Regions from separate parts of the Homo sapiens genome. Here region 1 is linked to region 2. The links are chromatin contacts, found by Hi-C or POLR2A ChIA-PET in ENCODE. All regions are on one chromosome and are shown on one strand. Each heading gives the region's core, a stretch centred on a gene start or an enhancer-like site at or near the end of the contact. The rest is flanking DNA. Distances are from core to core; before and after follow the strand shown.

Evidence for each region. A loop is a pair of places that touch in the nucleus more often than their neighbours do. ChIA-PET counts read pairs that join two places held with the same protein, here RNA polymerase II (POLR2A). Pooled maps may share reads with other maps.
Region 1: a loop to region 2 is called in a pooled map, with 2.1 times the contacts of the local background. The contact joins two enhancer-like sites. A Hi-C loop is called at or near these places in 1 of 168 maps with a recorded cell type or tissue (CD8-positive, alpha-beta T cell) and 1 of 50 pooled maps. POLR2A ChIA-PET finds 5 or more read pairs at or near these places in 2 of 52 experiments (CD8-positive, alpha-beta T cell and activated CD4-positive, alpha-beta T cell).

Annotation. Positions count from the first base shown.
Region 1 is chr4:38,488,400-38,492,406 of GRCh38, reverse strand. All of the region lies in intron 2 of LINC01258 (long intergenic non-protein coding RNA 1258), which reads left to right. Among named protein-coding and RNA genes, the nearest start is that of LINC01259, 19 kb to the left of the region's middle. Within about 2 kb of position 2,051, at least 9 of the 41 ENCODE cell types and tissues checked have a DNase peak (open chromatin) inside an H3K27ac peak, as active enhancers do.
Region 2 is chr4:38,385,935-38,390,408 of GRCh38, reverse strand. No RefSeq gene overlaps it. Among named protein-coding and RNA genes, the nearest start is that of LINC02513, 21 kb to the right of the region's middle. Within about 2 kb of position 2,813, at least 9 of the 41 ENCODE cell types and tissues checked have a DNase peak (open chromatin) inside an H3K27ac peak, as active enhancers do.

The DNA.
Region 1 (4,007 bases), core at 802-3,301, 100 kb before region 2:
CTAGTTGGAAATGTCTAATGATGTTTATAATATCTAGGGAAGCAGCTAACCAAACTGTTAGAATTGTGGTTCATGATCCTTCTACCCATTTGGCTAGTGGCTTTTGGTTCTCTGAACTTCCTGTTTCAAGGTCGCCAGGTATTAAAATGTCTGTAGTTCTTAGGTCATGGGGACTGAGAACTGGGAGCCCAGAAACATGAATCATGGAGAAGAGAGCAGGCCAGTCCATTTGACACGCAGTGGCTTCACAATTCTTAAATTGTGGAGCTTGATCAGGAACCCCAGGGAGTGCACTAAGTACTGAAAAGCAGAGAAGAAGCCACGGAGAACATGGGAGGCCTGTGTTTTAATGCTACCTCCAACATTAGCTGTGTGACCTTGGACCAGTAGTTTACCTCTCTGGACCTCTGTTTCTTTTCTTGTAAAACTAGTTTAAAAATTATGAAATATTTCCAGCTGAAAAAATCATAGTGAATAATATAACAATTCTATTTGTACCTACCACTCACTCTAATATATCCTATTACTTTTCCATGATTGCTTCTTTATATGTTTGAAGATAATTTTGAAGCCTCTTCTGAACCCCCTCCCTAACTTTATTCTCTTTCCTTCACCCCTGGAAATAATCATTATCCTTTAATCATTTCTGGAGTTTATCATTCCCATGTACATTTTATGTTATATCTATACCTGTTTACAAACAATGTATAGCATCATTTTACTGGTTTTTACACTTGAAATGAGTGTTATGACTATTCACATTGTTCTTCAATTTACCTTTTAAAAATTTCCTATCATGTTTTTGAGGTTAATTCATGTTGATGCATGTGGCTCTGGTTTGTTCTGCATAATGTTCCATTAAATGAATAGACCATTTGATGTAGCCCATTCTTCTGTTGGTGAATCTGAGGTTGTTCAGCATAGAGAAATTTCAAGGTCCCCTCCAGTTTGAACTTTCTAGGATCTGGCATGAAAATATGATTTTTCTGAAGAAGTTTTGTATCAACACCTTTGGCCTTTCCCACTGTCTCCTGTGTCCACTTTTTCAAGGCGCACCTTGTGAGCATGTGGGAGATTACTGGAAGCCAGATCTTTGGCTGCTGGGGTCAACCCTGTGTTTGCTGAGCACAGAGAGGCCATTATCATGCAGTGGATCAAAAAGCACAGACTTTGGAATCAGTCAGACTTTGTTTTGCATCCTAACTTTGCCACCTGTGAGTTGTGTAATCTTGGGCAAACTATGTAACCTCTCGGAACTTGAATTTTCTCAACGGGAAAATTAGGAAAACAATTTCTACTGCATATTGTTGCCATGAGGATTAAAAAAGATAATGTATATAAAAGGATAATGTATATAAAGTACTTGGCAGCATGCATGCTACCTAGTAAGCGCTTGATAAAGTGATAGAACATATAGTGTGTGTGTGTGTTTGTGTGTGTGCATGTGTGAGAGAGAGAAAGGGAGAGAGAGAGAGAGGATAAGAGAATGCCAAGGCTCTGCCAGGACCAGTGGGCATCTTCCCAAGTTGTTTCCCACTTAAGATGCCTAGCATGTAGTTCATACTTAATAAATATCTCATTACAAAAATGAATAAGCAAGTATGTAAATATATAAATGAGACAATTGGAAAAGTGCATTGGCTGGTGGGATCAATGGAAGCTAGTCTATGAAATGACCACTGAGCAGTTTTTCAGTAGTTTCTATTAGTAGGTGGTGACTCAGAAAAGTTGAGAACATTTTTCCTGAAGATCAAATATTCTATTGTACAAATCAGTCACTTCTTTAAATTCCCTAAAACAATCCTGCTGAAGTTTTAGGCAAATGGTGGCCCCAGAAGCAGCCTACAGCTCAGATATGACCCAAACTTTCCTATTTGTCACTGTCAGAGCTCTCTGTCCTAATTATTCCATCCTGTCTGATCAGCGTTCATCCTCTAGACAGCCTGACTTCTTAAGTGAACGTCCACGTTTACACTAGAGCAGCAGGCACTTCCTGCTGGCTCCTTCCAGACAAGGAGCCTCTGTTCGCCTTGGGACTGGGGAGCAAACAGCCTCTGACTGTCCCAGCTGGTAAGCAACAAGCCCTGGTCCTGGGACAGGATATTTCACGTACATATTTTTGAGCAATAGATGGGAACCAAACCAATCGGTTATGAGATTGCCAGCCTTTTAGAAAGCAACACTCAGCAATAGCATTTACAGGCTAATGTTTAAGAAAATAAAACATGTCTATCTACCAGGGATTCCTTTTAAGTGGTAGAGAGTTTGCAAAGGTGTATCATTTCTAAAGGAAGTGCTTTTGACAGGAACTCATGCTGAATGATAGCAGAGTGTTGTTACGGTTGTGTTTTACTTTGGAGGCTGTGTTTATGTCCTGCTTCAAGCCTTTAGAAATACTGTCTATACATCTGAGAAACCAGTTTACTTGACTCCTATTAAAAAAAAGAAGGAAAAGAAAACTCAGGTTTCTGCTTGACTTAGAGGTTAGTAAATTGAGTGTGGCCAGTTTGTGGTCATCGGGTTTGCTTAGCTTAAATGGATTCAAATCCCTGCTTTGAATCCGCTTTGGCCTGTCTTGGGGGTCAGATTGGGGCCTTTTGTTCAGGGCCATCTTGAGTGGCAGGAGGGCCAGGGAGGTGGAGGAATGACAAGTATTATAGGATTGTAGGTTGCTTTTGTCTCACACTCTAAGCTTCCAGAGCCCAACTATTTTCTTCTGCTGAGGGGAAAGCTGGAGAGAGAGAGAGGACAGAGATTGGGAGAGAGAGAGAGAGAGAGAGAGAGAGAGAGATAGAGAGAGAGAGAGAACGCATAAGCAGGAACTAGCTCGGGGGGCAGGGAAGAGAGGAAAGGAGAACAGAGTAGAAGGAGGAGAGGTGGAAGGTAAGGGCGGGAGCAGCCCTAGGCCTGGCCGTCCCTTACTGCCCCCATCCCCCACCCTACTAACCCATCGCATCCTCGCTGACCCAGAGACAGAATATAAATGAAACACTTTGCCGGTGCAGGACACTAACTGGCAGTGGCCTGCTGGAGCTAAGGGCATTTTCTAAGCAACTCACTAATCAGAAGTGACTGAAGCTCTGAAGAGAATACAGCCCAGCCAGGGATCCACCCTCCATGCTAATGAAGAAGGCAGTGAGGTGGATAATTAAGGGCAGTGATGTGAATAATTCCAAACTGATAATTCAAAGGTAATGAAATGCATTAGGAGTTTGGGGGCAGCAGATTTTCCTTACCGGACAGGGCTGTTTTATGATAAAATGAGCTTGCCTTTTCTAAGCACATACCAGCTGACTCTGGGTGGAGCTGGACTGGGAAGGCTGGGGTTGCAGGGAGGAGCTGATGCAGGATTAGGAATTTATGCAGCCATTCAAGACAATGTTTAGGAAGCTTACATAACCACATAGGGGGACACGTGTGTTATGATTTTAAGTGAAAAAATAAAGAAGCATGCTAAGTGAATATTTTGGCTAGCTACTGCAATGTATAAAACAAACAAAACCAATAAACCAAAACTTTATATACGTGGAAGAAAGATCAGAAAGGACCCTATTACAGACTGAATATCCTTATCCAAATGCTTGGATTGGAACTGTTTTGGAGTTTGGATTTTTTCTTTTTTAAATTTTGGAATATTTGCATTATACTTACCCGCTGAGCATCACTGAAAAATCCAAAATCCAAAAAACTCAGAATGAGAATTTCCTTTGAGTGTCACATCAGTGCTTCAAAAGTTTCAGATTTTGGAGCATTTGCATTTTGGGTTTTTGAATTTTGGATGTTTAACCTGTATTAAAAAGTTTAATAGTAGTTATCTGGGTAGTGGAGGCCAGGCTAAGTGGCTCACGCCTGTAATCCTAGAACTTTGAGAGGCTGAGGCAGGCACATTGCCTGAGCTCAGGAGTTCAAGACCAGCCTCAGCAACATGGTGAAATTCCTTCTCTAAAAAAAAAAAAAAAAAAAAAAAGTGGTTATCTGGATAGTGGGACTATAGGTGATTTCTTTTA
Region 2 (4,474 bases), core at 1,564-4,063:
CCATGTGCCCAACAAGGAAAAATGTTTCATTTTATCCCCATTCCTTTTCTTTCTTTTGTTTTGTTTTTGGATTTTATGGTTGTTGTTTTATGGCCAACAGTTTGAGGGCTGAAAGTTGCCAGTAGAAAAAAGGATAAGTAGAATCTCCTGGTATGATTTGTGTAGAATATTAATTCTAAATATGAAATAATCATAACTCATTTTTATTGTGTGTTTACTATGCACCAAACTGTACTAGGCCCTTCCCCTACATGGCTGCATTTAATTCTATAGCAGCCTTGCATGTGGGTTTTGAAGTACATCAACAGTTCATTGTGGGAGGATATGGCTCTGCTCTTCTAAAGGGAATAGGGAGCAAACGGGCTGGAGCACTGCAGGTCCATTCTCCACCCTACTTTCCTTTCTTGTGTGTCCAGGAGGTTGATTTTCATGGACAATACTTCCAGACTTCATTGTCCTCTGGCTTCTGGTTGGATTTGGCTAATAGGAGGCACCAATAGGAGATCAGAGTTGGGTATAATGTCTGTAGGCTGCTCTGTGGTTTGACAGTAGCTGTGACTCTATGGTCACATAGCTGCCACTCTCCCACTGCTGCAGATCTCACCAGATTGCCAAAGAGGGCCCTCTTTCTACCCCTCCAGGCCTGGGATTACAGCAGCTTTCTGCTGCTGATACTGCCTTGGTGTTTCTCTACCCTTTGACTGGTCCCTTCTTCCTCCCCACACCTCCACAAATAGTGCTTTCCATGAACTCTCTTCAATTACTCCTTGGAGAGAGCTGTCTTTCTCTCACTGGTTCCTGATTGATTCAACCAGAACCTGAAGAACTTATGTAGCATCTTTTTTAAAAACAAACAAACAAACAAAAACCTTTATTATAGTTTCTACTTTGGAGTCAGGCAGACCTAGTTATGGACCCTAGTTTGATCACTTACCAGTTTGTGTGATCTCAGACAAGTAACTTAGCCCCTTACTATGAGTGAGCCATAGTTTACTCACTCAAAATAAAAGATAATGGTTTGTGAAGATTTTTAAAAAAAGAATATGCAAACTGCCTAGACCAGTGTTTGGTACATAATAGGTAATTCATAGAATTGAAAATGGGAAATGATGTCATGGAAATATGTCTGATATGGTTTGGCTGTATCCCCACCCAAATCTCATCTTGAATTCTCATGTGTTGTTGGAGGAGCCCAGTGGGAGGTAATTGAATCATGGGGGCAGGTCTTTCCCCTGGTGTTCTCCTGATAGTAAGTCTCACAAGAGCTGATAGTTATTATAAGAGGGAGTTTTCCTGCACAAGCTTTTTTTGCTTGCTGCCATCCATGTAAGATGTGACTAGCTCCTCCTTGCCTTCCACCATGATTGTAAGGCTTCCCCAGCCATGTGGAACTGTAAGTCCAATTAAACCTCTTTCTTTTGTAAATTGCCCAGTCTTGGGTATGTCTTTATCAGCAGCGTGAAAATGGACTAATACAATGTCAAACAATAAATTATTAAATTAGTTTAAATTAATCTATACATTGCGTATTGAGCTGACAGACATTTTTAAATCCCAGTGTTGATAGTGATGTAACAAAAAGGCACACAATATAAGTGAATGCAGAAAATCTGGTAAAACCTTTATGAACGGCATTTTATCTATAGGTCCGTAAAGCCTATAAAATGTGCATTCCCTTTAATCCAGCAATTCACAGCAATTTTAGGAATTTATCCTAAGGAAATAATCAGATAAAGATGCATCTACAAACATGTTCACACTATTACTGTTTACCATGGTTAAAAATGGAAAATAACAAATATTTGACAATAGGGAATGGCTAGATAAACCTTGGAACATCCATGCAATGATAAGTAGATGAATAATTGTTATAGAAAAATGGCCATAGCACATTGGTAAGTAAAATAATCAGTTACAAAACTATTTCTGGAGCGTTACTCCAAATTTTTGTAAAACAATAAAAAAGAGGAAAAATTGAAGGAATATATGTTGAAATATTGATTTTAGTTATTTCTGGATGGTAGGATTACAGATGCTATTTTCCCCCATTGTTATTATTTTTCCTGTATTTTCTAACTTTTTAAAATAATGAACTTTGTAAAGATAAGATTGTCCTTGGCTGTAAGTAACAAAAATTCAAACAATAGTGGTTCAGCAGCTCAACAATGCCAAGACCAATGTCTGAAATGTTTATGGCTTTTCCTTCATGGCCTTCATGTGGTCATTGTACCCACCAGTTATCACACATTCATTCAAAGAGAGAGGAAAGGAACAGGAAGGACTGTCTCAGGAAAACACAAACGAGAACGCCATCACAGATTTAACATTAACTGGCCAGATTTGTGTCACATGGCCATCCCCAGCTGGAAAGTGGAAGGAGGGATGGGGATGTGTGTGTTAGGAATTGGGGCTGAGTCAGCCACTTTGCAATGTCTGCTATAAAGAGGTATTGCTGGGAGGCTGAGGCAGGAGAATCACTTGAACCCGGGAGGTGGAGGTTGCAGTGAGCCGAGATCGTGCCACTGCACTCCAACTTGGGTGACAGAGTGAGACTTTGTCAAAAAAAAGAAAAAAAAAGGTATTGCTTTGATAATTTTAAAAATTAGAGTTATTAAAATGTTAAAACAAGTTATTTCTTTTTTTCTTTGACTACTTGAATGCTCTCCGTCCTCCAGCCACCCTTCCACCCACTTAGGCTGCAACAGCCAGCAATTTCACATTCACTGAGCCAAGAGAGTGAGGAAGAATGAAGAAACCTGAGAGGAGTCTGCACCCTTTTAGGTGGTAGGAGTGGAGAGAGGGCAGTGTGCCAAAGGACTGGAAATCAGCTTGCTTATTCAGTCAACTTCATCTAGATCTCTCTGGTCTGAGGTTCTGGCAGTGAAAGCTTATCAGCAGAGGGTTTTGCAACTTCAGTACTTCTGGCCCTGCTGTTATTTTTTAGTCTGTGCAGAACTGGCCCTGGTATTTCATTTGGCTGCTTTGGTTTCAGCAGGCCTTCCAAATAAATAATACACCCATGAGACCTACTGAGGGAATGGACTAGATTGTCTGGGTTCAGTTCTTGGCTGTGCAGGTACCTGTTATGGTCCTTGGACCAGTTACTTAAGCTCTCTGTGTTTCTGCTTCCTCAAATGTAAGATGGGAATAATAAATAATACTATATATTTCATAGGGTTGTTATAAAAGATTGGATGAGTCGGTATTTGCCAAGTGCTTAGAATATGCCTATCACATAGTAAGCATTATACAAGTATTTGTTTAAAAAATAAATAAATATGAGAAAGGCAGAAACAGCCATAAGCTCTCTGGGTCCCATTTGTTTGAGGTTACAACTTACTTGGCATAAAGCTGAGGCATCTAAAGCTACAAAGTGGGTCAAATTTTCTTTTGTTCCATGCTGGCTGAACCACGTGGTCCCAGAAGTAGGAAGGAAAGAGAAGGCTTAGGAAGCTAAGAGCCATGAAACACCTGCTGAGTGGCAGGACTTCCTCATGGCTTTCTGTGTAGCAACTCAGTTAAGTCTAATCAGGCAGGTGCTATCACTGCCCTCATTTTACAGATGGGGAAACTGAGGCTCAGAGAGGTGAAGTAACTTGGCCACAGTCACATGCTATGAGTGGTGAAGCTGAGGTTGAACCCCAGCAATGTGTGACTTTCAAGTGTGGATATTCCACATTAAGAATGATATTTACATGGGAGACTTCACTTTACGTGGTTTTAAAAGGTTAAAGTGTACATCAATCTCTAGTTTAAAGATACTGAGGGCGCTTTTATTTAACATGTCCTAGTAGCAAATTTTCCTGTAAAATGTTTAACTTCTCTCTGTTTAGTTTGGCAAGTTTGAATTTTTACATGTTGTGTTTTCTTACAGTATAGTGCATCTCTATTGTTCAAAAAAATAAATTTCAGGCCTGGAACTTAGTTAAATTCTGAGGTTTTGTGGGTTGTCCTTTAAAAAAATTTTTTTTACTTCTTTTCTTCCTTTCTTTCTTTGTTCCTGCCTGCCTCCCTGCCTTACTTTTTCCTTCCTTCCTTCTTTCCTTTCTTTTCTTCTTCCTATTCCTCCTCCTCCCCTCCCTCCCTTCCTTTCTCTCCCTCCCTCCCTCCCTTCTTTCCTTCCTTCCTTGCTTCCTTCCTTCCTTCCTTCCTTCTTTCCTTCCTTGCTTAAGTCAGGAATACATGATCTAAAGATCTCTCTGTGTCCTTCTAAAATAGCTGAAGCTCAAAGCCAGTAATTACTAGCAAAAAAATGACCATTTTTGTTGCCAATTCTGAGCACATTATCTTGAAGCTCAAAGCCTGGCCTAAAACAACTGAAATTATAAATAATTAACATCATGAATATCTCACAGGTCCAAATTCCTCCACGAGTAACCGCAGAATTCCTTTCTGTTCTCTGATCTGTCAATGCTACCTTTGCAAATGCCAGTTCCAAAGACATAGAAGCAAATATTGCTCAATGTTTTTATTA